Linked DNA regions of Homo sapiens: regions 2 and 3 are each linked to region 1. Evidence: chromatin contacts called from ENCODE Hi-C data. All regions are on one chromosome and are shown on one strand. Each heading gives the region's core, a stretch centred on a gene start or an enhancer-like site at or near the end of the contact. The rest is flanking DNA. Distances are from core to core; before and after follow the strand shown. Region 1 holds the start of ARPC2 (actin related protein 2/3 complex subunit 2). Region 2 holds the start of STK11IP (serine/threonine kinase 11 interacting protein). Region 3 holds the start of CHPF (chondroitin polymerizing factor).

The links. A loop is a pair of places that touch in the nucleus more often than their neighbours do. Pooled maps may share reads with other maps.
Region 2: a pooled map shows a loop between it and region 1 (19-fold over the local background). The contact joins the promoter of STK11IP here to the promoter of ARPC2 in region 1. A Hi-C loop is called at or near these places in 5 of 37 single-sample maps with no recorded cell type and 9 of 50 pooled maps.
Region 3: a loop to region 1 is called in a map of naive thymus-derived CD4-positive, alpha-beta T cell, with 22 times the contacts of the local background. The contact joins the promoter of CHPF here to the promoter of ARPC2 in region 1. A Hi-C loop is called at or near these places in 1 of 168 maps with a recorded cell type or tissue (naive thymus-derived CD4-positive, alpha-beta T cell), 3 of 37 single-sample maps with no recorded cell type and 9 of 50 pooled maps.

The regions. Positions count from the first base shown.
Region 1 is chr2:218,215,091-218,218,907 of GRCh38, reverse strand. It overlaps ARPC2 (actin related protein 2/3 complex subunit 2), which reads right to left and starts at 1,719. Exons shown (of 11, transcript NM_152862.3): 1 at 1,654-1,719; 2 at 1,364-1,445. The coding sequence starts at 1,437. It overlaps LOC101928487 (a long non-coding RNA gene), which reads left to right and starts at 1,722. Exons shown (of 2, transcript XR_923908.2): 1 at 1,722-1,880; 2 at 2,057-2,807. RefSeq lists a silencer at 1,536-1,585 and an enhancer at 1,107-1,710.
Region 2 is chr2:219,595,997-219,599,813 of GRCh38, reverse strand. STK11IP (serine/threonine kinase 11 interacting protein) reads right to left here and starts at 1,957. Exons shown (of 25, transcript NM_052902.4): 1 at 1,891-1,957; 2 at 1,634-1,720. The coding sequence starts at 1,694. RefSeq lists enhancers at 1,516-1,575, 1,786-2,005.
Region 3 is chr2:219,541,748-219,545,564 of GRCh38, reverse strand. It overlaps CHPF (chondroitin polymerizing factor), which reads left to right and starts at 1,756. Exons shown (of 4, transcript NM_024536.6): 1 at 1,756-2,340; 2 at 3,376-3,817. The coding sequence starts at 2,027. It overlaps TMEM198 (transmembrane protein 198), which reads right to left and starts at 1,537. Exons shown (of 5, transcript NM_001005209.3): 1 at 1,188-1,537; 2 at 672-876. The coding sequence starts at 837. RefSeq lists silencers at 1,335-1,474, 1,515-2,224, 2,235-2,324.

The DNA.
Region 1 (3,817 bases), core at 470-2,969:
GCAAGTCAGCCTCAAATATAACCAACTGCAGCCCCTGGCAGGAAACAGTACTGCTCACTACACGTATTACTTCAAGGAAAGTAGTGCTTTGTTTTACAGATAAAATCTGTGGCCTTATAAAGGAGACAGGACATACTATATATTCAATTTAAATGGCAGTTAATACTTTCTAATGCCTCCAAGCCACAAGTACATTATGACCACTTAAAAATTCCCCTCTACCAATCTTCTCCCATCTGTGGATCTGCAAGCACTTTCCTATTACTAGTTCCCAGTTCACCAGAAACGGTCTGCACTTATTAACTGTGAAACCCAGATGTGAAGCCCCATGCTCATACATAGGGAAATGAGGCAAAGGGACTGGCCACAGGCCACCAAAAATTAGAACCCAAAATCCTTAGCTCATGTTTTAAATATTATACTAGAAAAGCAAAGCAGCTTTGGAGGAGCAGATTGTCTTCTACTGATTCTTGTGTTTGGCAGAGAGGCTGCCTTGGAAAGATGCCCTAAGCCCATCTTTTAAAAAGTCCAATCGTAAAGACAGGTTATCTAAGAACTTTATAGATTCTGGAGTCTTTGAAGTGTGTAACTGGGCCAGGGCTACCACAGAAGAAATCACAGACCTAGGGTCTTGATGTAAGAATTTACAAGATAACCAGATAAAGGCTAGTGGGTGAGGAGAGAGCATTAGAACCTCAAAGGAGAGATAAGGAAGGGGTGTGGAGCGAGGGACAATTGGCTTTGCTTTAAAAATATGTAACAAAATGGCCCAGTGTCTCTCACAGAAGGGTTCGGGGAAGGGAAACCAGAGATCGCGTTTTTCCGGCTCTAAGACTGGGTCGGCTTTTAGTCTTCTCTTCTGCTCCTTTTAAAGGAGATGGGGGTGGGGAACGAGAATGCTGGTGGCGATGTGGGCCTGCATCTCCTTCCCTCCTCCAGTCCTGGGAATTCCTGAAAACTCCTTCCAACCCAATTCCAAACAGGCTCTCTCTGGGTTCAGAACAATGCCGGGGAATTTCACGCAGGGAAGGGGTCCCCTTCTCGCCCCAGAGGGCAGGGGGCTACTCCGGAGCGAGTTCCGGCTCCAGGGTCCCCCACGTCCCACAGGTCTCCTGCCCTTTGGCACGCACAGCCCTCACCACTCGCTGCTTCCGCATCCCTCCTCTGAGCCTCTCCCCACGCATCTCTGCCCCTCGCCCGGCCGCGCCCAATCGCCTCCCACGTCTACCCCGCTGGGGCAGCCCCTACACCCTGCCAGGCACCCCATTTCTCTCCTCCAGGTCTGGGGGACTGGACAACATTGGGGATTAGCTGGGGTCAACTCTGCTTCCCCCGCCACCCCCGGCCCCGGGCGCGCGCTCACCCGGCGGCCGCGTTCTCGAACTTGAGCGCGAGCGTCTCCTCGATGATGCGGTTGTTCACCTCCAGCAGGATCATGGCGGCGGCTGCCCCCAGGGGAAGGAGAAACAAGGGCCGGTGAGGGTGGGTAAGGGAGGCAAGGACGGAGGGAGCGGCCCTGCTGCCCCCTGAGTGGGGCTGGGTGGGGTAGGAGGTTAGGGGAGAAGGGGAGAGGGGCCGGGGTGGAGGGAAGGGTAAGACGAACGCGCTGGCCCACGCACGCAGACTGTGGAGACACCCACCCACCCAACCGACCTGGCCCCCGAAGCCTGAACCCGCCTGCCGAGCCGCCGCCGCCGCCGCCACTGCCGCTTCACCGACAAGCCCGGTCCCCGCCCAGCCCCCGGCTCTAGCCGGCCACTTCCGCTCTCACACCCACTTCCGCTCGCCGCCTGGACGCGCGGCCCCGCGGCGCCATTTCCGCTTCAACCACTCGTGAACGCGAGCGCAGGCGCGCCGGAGGAAACGGAGGCTGCGCTTGCGTATGTGTGATGCCGCCGCCCCACCGTCTACTTTCCCACCGACCCCGCTTACGTCTACCGCCTACCAGTGCGTCCCCCGCGGAGCTGTCATTCCCCGAGGCTTGCCTGACTGTTCAGCTTCTCTCTCCCGCTTGTCCCAGAGATCCAACTCCATTCTTCCGGTCTTGTCATTTCAGAAACCTCGCAAGAAGCTCGCCCTTGTCGTCTCCCAGCGGGCTTCTTAGCTCCCAGCTTGTTTGATGGGGGTGCCTCTTTTTCTTTCCAGGTATAGCTGTCCAGCGACACCATCATGCATTCATTTCTCCAACAAACATTTTCATGGGCTCTTGCTCTATACTGGGGATGTAGTGGTAAATGAAATGGACGAGGCCCTGCCCTCGTGGAACTTACAGTCTGGCAAAGGAAACAGACAATAAAATTCTCAGTTGTCTAAGGAGGCAGAGATGCATGGGGAGAGGATCAGAGTAGGGATGCGGAAGCAGCGAGTGGTCAGGAGTGTGCGTGCCAAAAGGCAGGAGACCTGTGGGACGTGGGGGCAGCTGGGGCCGGAACTTGCGCTGGAGGAACACCCCTTGCCTGCTGGGGCGAGAAGAGGACCCTTTCCTTGGGTGAAATTCCCCATATTGTTAAAAGGACAATTAAAGAAATGAAAGAGAGGTCACCTGGGTGAATAGGCAACTTAGATGGGCCTCCCTGTGTTCCTGTCATGCCTCCAATTCTGCGTCCAGGTGTCCGGAACACATTTTTTTCTGCCTTTGAAACCTTCCAGTACCTCTGGCAGAGATATACCATACCCTCCTTGTTACCTGCGTGCGGAATCTTAACTCATCGTTGTGCTACATCTGCACCTTCTGCCTTTGTGCCTTGTTTTGTGTTTTCCCTCCTCCGGGGAGAATATAATAAACTTAGCTGAGTCCGTTCTACATACAAGGAAATAATTTATTTTCTGCTATGTGTTTGGGGATGGGGATAAAAAAATGAACAAGAAACTAGCTCCTATCATTAAGGCACAGATAGCCCTTTGAAACATTACTTAACGGGCTATGGATAAGCTTCAGGATATTGCTGATCCCCTAAAATTATACGCTAACTTAAATTTTTTTTTTTTTGAGACAGAGTCTTGCACTCTTGCCCAGGCTGGAGTGCAATGGCATGATCTCGGCTCACTGCAACCTCTGCCTCCCCGGTTCAAGCGATTCTCCTGCCTCAGCCTCCCAAATAGCTGGGATTAAAGGTGCCTGCCACCATGCCCTTTTAATGTTTTGTATTTTTAGTAGAGACGGGGTTTCACTATGTTGGTCAGGCTGGTCTCGAACTCCTGACATCATGATCCTCCTGCCTCGACCTCCCAAAGTGCTGGGATTACAGGCGTGAGCCACCATGCCCGGCCTTTTTTTTTTTTTTTTTTTAATTTGAGATGGTGTCTCACTCTTGTCACCCAAGCTGGAGTGACGTTGCTATCTCTGCTCACTGCCCGCCTCCCGAGCTCAGGTGATCCTCCTGCCTCGGCCTGCCAAATAGCTGGGACTATAGACATGCACCACCAAGCTGGGCTAATTTCTGTATATTTTGTAGAGACGGGGTTTGGCCGTATTGGGCACGCTGGTCTCAAACTCCTGGGTTCAAGTGATCCACCTGCCTTAGCCTCCTAAAGTGCTGGGATTACAGGCGTGAGCCACCATGCCCGACCGATAAGCTAGCTTTGTAACATTAATGACTATTGAACTAAAATAATGTTTATAAATTGTTTAAAATATGTATGCTTATAATACTAAAAGGCTTGTAATGAAAAAAGCAGTTCCCTGTCCTACTCTTTGGAGGCAATATGCTCAACTCTTTCACAAATTCATCCTGATATTTACCTTCATAATCCCTTTCTTTCTTTCTTTCTTTCTTTCTTTCTTTCTTTCTTTCTTTCTTTCTCTCTCTGTCTTTTT
Region 2 (3,817 bases), core at 708-3,207, 1.4 Mb before region 1:
TGCAGTGAGCCGAGATCATACCACTGCACTCCAGCCTGGGTGACAGAGCGAGACTCCATCTCAAAAAAAAAAAAAAATTCAGGACACTGATGTTGGTACAATATGTATATATAGCTATATGCTGTTTATATAAATTCCTGCAGCCACGCAATCAAGATACAAAACTATTCTGCTGCCACAAAGCTCTTCTCCTGCTACCTCCTTGTAGTCACACATTCACACACCCACCATTCATCACTGAATAAATTAACAAGTCCTACAACCTGACATGAAGGATTCTGTATGTACTAGACACTGAGGATAGATACAGACATGGTTCAAGGACTCTTCCCACGTTCAAAGGGCCTCCTAGTTGTCTCCTCCCAGAGAAGGATATAAGACATTTGCAAAGTTATCAATACAAGCCAGGAAATGAAACTGCTACTGGCCAGGTGCTGTGGCTCACGACTTTAATCCTAGCACTTTGGGAGGCCAAGGCAGGTTAATCACTTGAGGTCAGGAGTTCAAGACCAACCTGGCCAACATGGTGAAACCCCGTCTCTACTAAAAATACAAAAATTAGCCGGTCATGGTGGTGCACACCTGTAGTCCCAGCTACTCAGGAGGCTGAGGCAGGAGAATCACTTCGTCCCAGGAGGTGGAGGTTGCAGTGAGCTGAGATTGCGCCACTGCACTCCAGCCTGGGTGACACAGCAAGACTCTGTCTCAAAAAAAAGAAAAGAAAGAAAAGAAAACTGCTATAAAGAGAGCTTCCACAGATATCGTCAATAGGAGCATGGAGTGATGGAGGACAGCTAACATTAACTGTAGTATGTACCAGATGACTTTGGTATCTCATTCAAACCTTCTCAGAATCTCTCAAAGAGAAGCACTATTAACCCCATCTTACAGATATGAAAATTGAGGTTCAAAAAAGTGAAAAATCTTGATGGAGATCATATAATTGGTAGGAAGTTACTTCTCCTATCTGATCTCAAAGCCAAGGCTTTTTCTACCACAACTAATGCCAACCAAGTATTCAACAACTACTGTGGCTCCATTATGCCCAGGCACAGTGCCAAGCATCAGGGAAATCATTACAATAACAATAGCTCCCAACTGTAAGCAGTTACTATACTTGCAGGCATTGTACTAAATACATGAATTAAAACGAATCCCCACAAATGTTAAGTACAATCACTATGCCAATCTGTGAGGAAAACTGAGCCTCAGGAAACAGTATGGCAAGTTTGAAAGAGGGTTGATATTCCAACCCAAGTGGGTCCGACTCCAAATCTCGTGCTTCTATCTACTGTATTTAGTACCTTGCTACACAATAATGATTATGACCGAGATCAGTCCCTGGTCCTGAGGGGCTTTTAGTCAGGTAATGATCACTTCCTTCTGACAGTGTCAGAGAAGGCACGGAGGGAGGGATACCGCCCTTTGGCCTCAAAGGACGGCTAGAGTTTAGGCTATCACAGGCAAAGGACACTGTAAGGGCGAACAAACCTGGGAAAAGTAAAGAAATTGAACTCTGACACCTGGTGACCCTACCAGTCGTAACTCCATGACTCTCAGGGCGTGTCTCCAGAAAGCACCACCCCCACCTCGTCCGAGGTCCGAGGCCCAGCCCAACCGGAAGTCCACTCACCGGACTCCCGCAGCAACCCCGCGAGCTTCCACAACAGGGAGTCCCTCTGAGCGGTCGTCATGGCCACGGGACGCTGGGGGGCGGAGCCTGGGGGGGGAAAGAGGAAGCGGAAGAGCCTCAGGTGGGCGGTAGTGCCAAAAGCCCAGGGCGTCCGCGCAAACCGAGGCGTCATGCGGAGAAAAAGGCGAGAAAGAAAAGAGAGGAAGAGCATCCTCCTGGCCGCCCTTTCGAGGAACATAAGTCCTGGTCAGACATACCGAACCTCCCCGTCTGGTCCTCCTACCAGCTCAGCTGCCCGGCGCCTATCAATGATGGAAAGGAAGTCCCGCCCCGGAAGAAAATCGAGCCAAGGGACGACCGGAAAACATGTCTCTGCCGCCGGAAACCGCGCCGTAGATCATGCAAACGAATCGAAAAGGGGCGGTGCGGGGGCTGTCTCCTGACCGCGGTGGTGGCTGCAGTGGTTCCCTGGGCTTCCTGGCCCGGAGCTGGGCACCCATTATTCCCCCGCCCTGCGCAGCCTGGGGCTCCCGCTTGGCTTTCGGCGAGCCTACCGCGCCGGTGAGGAAACCCTGACTCGTTTGCAAACTGGGCGGGGAAGCAAAGTTTAGAGAAATGGAGCTTTGTTAGATAAAAATTTTTTCAACGCAAACAGTCATTTTCCAGTGAAAGGAGAGCGTATCCGCCGTAGGATGGACTTAGATCGTGTAAAAGCTGAGGCCACCGAGGATATAACCTCCGGGGTCCTTTGCCTCCTTTTCCTTAGACTCCCTCCAAACTCGTGTATCTTTCCTTCAGCAGTACTGGGCTCCACGCGAACCTAGTCCTTTGTCTTTACCCTATTACCTTTCATAACATCCTAGTTGAAAAGTAGTTATTCAACCGCGTTTGAAAATGAGAACAGGTTCACAGAGGCTAGGTTACTTGCGAAGGTCGTTCAATTAGTAACCAGTAGCGCCAGGACTGCCAGTTTCTTGCTTCCGAATTCTCATGGTAGCTTTCACCAGGCTCCCCGTCAAATGCTAACGTCAACTACTGAACTAGATTAGCAAAAAGGTCTTTTAACAGAATTCCTGGTTTTCAGAGAGAGTTTCTTTCATGAAGCGCCCCATTTCTACAGAGGAAAATCAAAATGAATCCTAAGCCAGTTGAAAGGAGGGATAGGATCATAGTCATCTTTATCCCAAGTTGCCAGATTTGAAAGATTTTATTTTCTCAAGACAAAATATTTGAAATGGCAAATATTTCAAATATTTTGAATATTTGAACCACACAATTTCGCATTCATGGCATACTACTTGTGCTCTGAGCTGAAAGCCTTTTAGGTTAAATAAAGTAAGTGGAGATACATCCGAAGCAGCAGTGTTGAGCTCAGAAAAACAATACCCCAAAATACGGCGCTTTGGTATGCTGACTATTTTGAACTAAAAGAGACTGGAAGGCCTCAGGCACAGTCTCTCCGACCTTTTCCTGCCCTCCTGTCTCCCAGCCTTCTTTCTTCCCCAAGGCAAGCCATAGAAACCAGAATTCCTCTTCCCCAAGATGAGTCACAGAAACTAGAAGCCCTCTCCCCCAAAGCCAGCCATAAAACCTAAACTTCCCCCCACCTTTCTATGTAAGAGCTGGCCGTGGCCTGGCGCGGTGGCTCACGCCTGTAATCCCAGCACTTTGGGAGGCCGAGGCCAGCAGATCACCAGAGGTCGGGAGTTCGAGACCAGCCCAACCAACATGGAGAAACCCTGTGTCTTCTAAAAATACAAAATTAGCCGGGCATGGTAGTGCATGCCTGTAATCCCAGCTATTCGGGAGGCTGAGGCAGGAGAATCGCTTGAACCCGGGAGACAGAGGTTGCTGTGAGCCGAGATCACGCCATTGCACTCCAGCCTGGGCAACAGGAGGGAAACTCAGTCCAAAAAACAAGCTGGCCGTAAAGAACTTCTCTGGCCTACCTTGTCTGATAGGCCGTAAGACCCTCATTCTGGAAGAGATCCTGCCTCATACCTGGGAGGAAGGAATGCTACACAGAAAGACCTCGTTGGGTTTCCACCTGCTGTCTGTTACTATTAAGTGGCACACTTTTTGCCCAACCACATTACTGCAGGCTGTCCATTTTTCATAGAATCTAAGCATTAAAAACAAGTTTTCCCTGGCTCTTTGGGTAGCCATTTCTGAAGGCTCCCATGT
Region 3 (3,817 bases), core at 507-3,006, 1.3 Mb before region 1:
GGCAAAGCAGCTTTGTGCCAAGGCCCAGAGTTTGTCAGAGCATGAGCTGGACTTTAGCCCCCACTTGCCCACTCAGCTGAGCTCCCTTATTTAGTACCCGTCCTGTACAAGTATTCACAGCAGCTCTGATTACCGGAGCCTGCCTTGTAGGCTGGATGGATGTGTGTGACCACCATCCAGCCCACTCTAATATGTATCCCAGGTGTAAATGCTCCAGGGAGTCTCCTCCCTGTCAGACAATATGCCCTGTGGTAAGGGACCATGTGTAATAACCCTGCTAAGTGTTTTCAGTGGCTACCTAGCACAGTTAGCCAAACACATCCTCACAATAGCTACAATTTATTGAATGCTTACTAATTCTTACAACACTACATGAGACAAATATTGTGATCATTGTTCAGATGAGAAAACTGAGGCTCAGACAGATTAATGTGCCCAAGACATCACAATTAGTAACTGCAAAGCTAAGTAAATTCACACTCAGGTGTGCCTAATCCAAAAACCTGTTTTTCCTATAATCTAGAGTCTAGACAATCTATAAATGTGTGGGATGAAAGAAAAGGAAGAATTATTCATGATGGTAGAGGGATTCAGAGAAGACTTGGGGGCCCAGAAAAAGAACTCGGGGAAACACTGGGGAGCCCAGGTGAGGGATGAGATGGGGATCTCACCGAAGAAGCAGTAGACGACTCCAAACAAACAGCACATGATGCAGACGAGGGCCGGCAGTGCCTGGTACCTGCGCTCCAGGGGCTGTTCACAAGGTGCACCCCAGAAGGCATCATCTGGCTCAGGGGGCAGCAGCTGGAACCGCAGTGTTGCCACAGTCCCCGGCATAGTGCTGGGAATAGAAGGGAGTCACCCTCCCAAGTTAACCTGACAGAGGGAAAGTTGGGGTCACGGAGGAGTCCTGGGTCCCCACCAGGATGGGGGTGGGAGAGGGATTGGGAGAACTCAGCAAGGACAGTGGACAAAGGAATAGTATCCACATTTGTGCAGCTCCGGAAGCATCTCTGGAGTGGGGAGCAAAGACAAAGGGAAACAAAAGTGCCTGGCTAGTGGAGGCTGGGATGAAGTTAAAAGAGGGACGGGAGTCGGGGGGATGAAGGGAGCGTGCTGCCAGTGAGAAGGAGGCAGCCAAGAGATTCATCTGTGGGCGGCTCAATATGGGATTGTCCAAGATTTACCTGGGCTGGAGGCGACCTGAGCTTCTGAGTGAAAGAGGCTGTGCAGAGGCCCGAGGGGCCGGGGTTGCGGGGCGCCAGAGGCTCCAACTGACTGGGGTCCAGGGAAAGTCCGTCGTGCGAGGAAGGGGGCTGCTGGGCCGGAGAGAATGGTGTCGGCGCGGTGGCGGCGCCGCTCCACGTCCAACACCGGCTGGCACTCCAGTCCCGCGGCGTCCGGGAACTCGGGCTGGGCCTGAGGAAGGGGAAGGCGCAGGAGCCGGGGCTCGGGCCGCCCCAGAACCGCGGCCCCATGCCCTGAGCCCGCCCGCGGCCTTTGGTGCTGATGGACAGCTCCGGCCTCTGCTCCTGACGTCACTCAGGGCGCACCATCCAGGCAGGGGCGGGCTGCTTCTGACGTCACATGGGACGCACCAACCACGCCGCGGGAGGCAGGGGACTCCGCCCCCGGCGTCTCCCTCTCCCGCACTGAGGAGGGGGCACTTCCGGGGGTCCTTCCCCTTTAACCTCCCCCTTCTCCTCCCTCTCCGGTAGCGAGAGCCCGAGACCCCACCCCGGGGGCGGGGCCCTTGCAGTGACACGTCGGACAGCTGCGGCCGCGGCTGAGGCTCCAGTGCCGAGCGCAAGAACCCTGCGCAGCCCAGAGCAGCTGCTGGAGGGGAATCGAGGCGCGGCTCCGGGGATTCGGCTCGGGCCGCTGGCTCTGCTCTGCGGGGAGGGAGCGGGCCCGCCCGCGGGGCCCGAGCCCTCCGGATCCGCCCCCTCCCCGGTCCCGCCCCCTCGGAGACTCCTCTGGCTGCTCTGGGGGTTCGCCGGGGCCGGGGACCCGCGGTCCGGGCGCCATGCGGGCATCGCTGCTGCTGTCGGTGCTGCGGCCCGCAGGGCCCGTGGCCGTGGGCATCTCCCTGGGCTTCACCCTGAGCCTGCTCAGCGTCACCTGGGTGGAGGAGCCGTGCGGCCCAGGCCCGCCCCAACCTGGAGACTCTGAGCTGCCGCCGCGCGGCAACACCAACGCGGCGCGCCGGCCCAACTCGGTGCAGCCCGGAGCGGAGCGCGAGAAGCCCGGGGCCGGCGAAGGCGCCGGGGAGAATTGGGAGCCGCGCGTCTTGCCCTACCACCCTGCACAGCCCGGCCAGGCCGCCAAAAAGGCCGTCAGGTAGTGATCGGCTGCGCCCGCTCTACCCCCTGGGCAGCGGCCGGGAAGCGCGCGGGGAGGTCGCCCGGGCCCGGGTCAGGCTCCGGAAGGAAGGGGCTGGCGAGCCAGGAAGTCTTTGGGCCCCGATAACTTCCGATGGCCCTGCCTTCCCGAGAGCCGTGGGGCCAGTCCGAGACTTTCTCTGGGCCCTATCCCGGCCTGGGCTGAACTTACTGGACTGTGTCCTAAACCGGCTCGACCCGATGGCGCCCCAGAGATCCTACTAGCTCCCTGGCTGGGCTGCTGGTGTTAGAGAAATGACTTATATATAGGGTGAGTGTATAGAGACAGGGGAAGAGAAAGGAGAGAACTAGGATTTACCTGGATCTCTTGTTCCTGAGTGGGTTACAAGGGCCACCTCAGGGTGAGATGGGGGAGGGAGGAATGTACCTATCTCATTAATGTCTCTGCTGATGAGTTGAAATAACTTCTAAGTAACATTGGGTTCAAATGCTGGTTCTGCAATTTACCTTCTGCCTTACCAAAAGGTAAGTTCCTAGAGCCCCTGAGTGCAGTTTGCCCCTCCCCGCAAAAACACTCAGTACACCCCTATGCCAAACGTTCCTTTATGTCATTTATGTGAGGCATTTGTGGCATAATGGCATATTTATATAGAAATGAGTAGATACATGGTGTGTCCAGCGTTTGGCTGGGTGCTTTAAACAGATATAATCAGTCCCATTTTACAGATGGCTCAGGTTAAATAACATGCTCAAGGACATAACTACTAAGTAGCGAACCCCGGAGTCAGACCCACAATATCTCTCTCCTATCTGGGTGGGTATTGCCATCTCCCAAATGCAAAGCACTACCTGTTTAAGACCATTTCGTTTAAATCCTCATGACCCCTGGGAGAGAGGGTTTATTTTTAACCTATTCATAGGTGAGAGAACAGATACAGAGAAGACGTGACCTGCCAGGGTCTGTGCTGACCACCTCCCCCCCACCCCCCGCCCCGTTGTCCTTTTGATAAGCTTGTGCCATCTCCTCCCCTAGGACCCGCTACATCAGCACGGAGCTGGGCATCAGGCAGAGGCTGCTGGTGGCGGTGCTGACCTCTCAGACCACGCTGCCCACGCTGGGCGTGGCCGTGAACCGCACGCTGGGGCACCGGCTGGAGCGTGTGGTGTTCCTGACGGGCGCACGGGGCCGCCGGGCCCCACCTGGCATGGCAGTGGTGACGCTAGGCGAGGAGCGACCCATTGGACACCTGCACCTGGCGCTGCGCCACCTGCTGGAGCAGCACGGCGACGACTTTGACTGGTTCTTCCTGGTGCCTGACACCACCTACACCGAGGCGCACGGCCTGGCACGCCTAACTGGCCACCTCAGCCTGGCCTCCGCCGCCCACCTGTACCTGGGCCGGCCCCAGGACTTCATCGGCGGAGAGCCCACCCCCGGCCGCTACTGCCACGGAGGCTTTGGGGTGCTGCTGTCG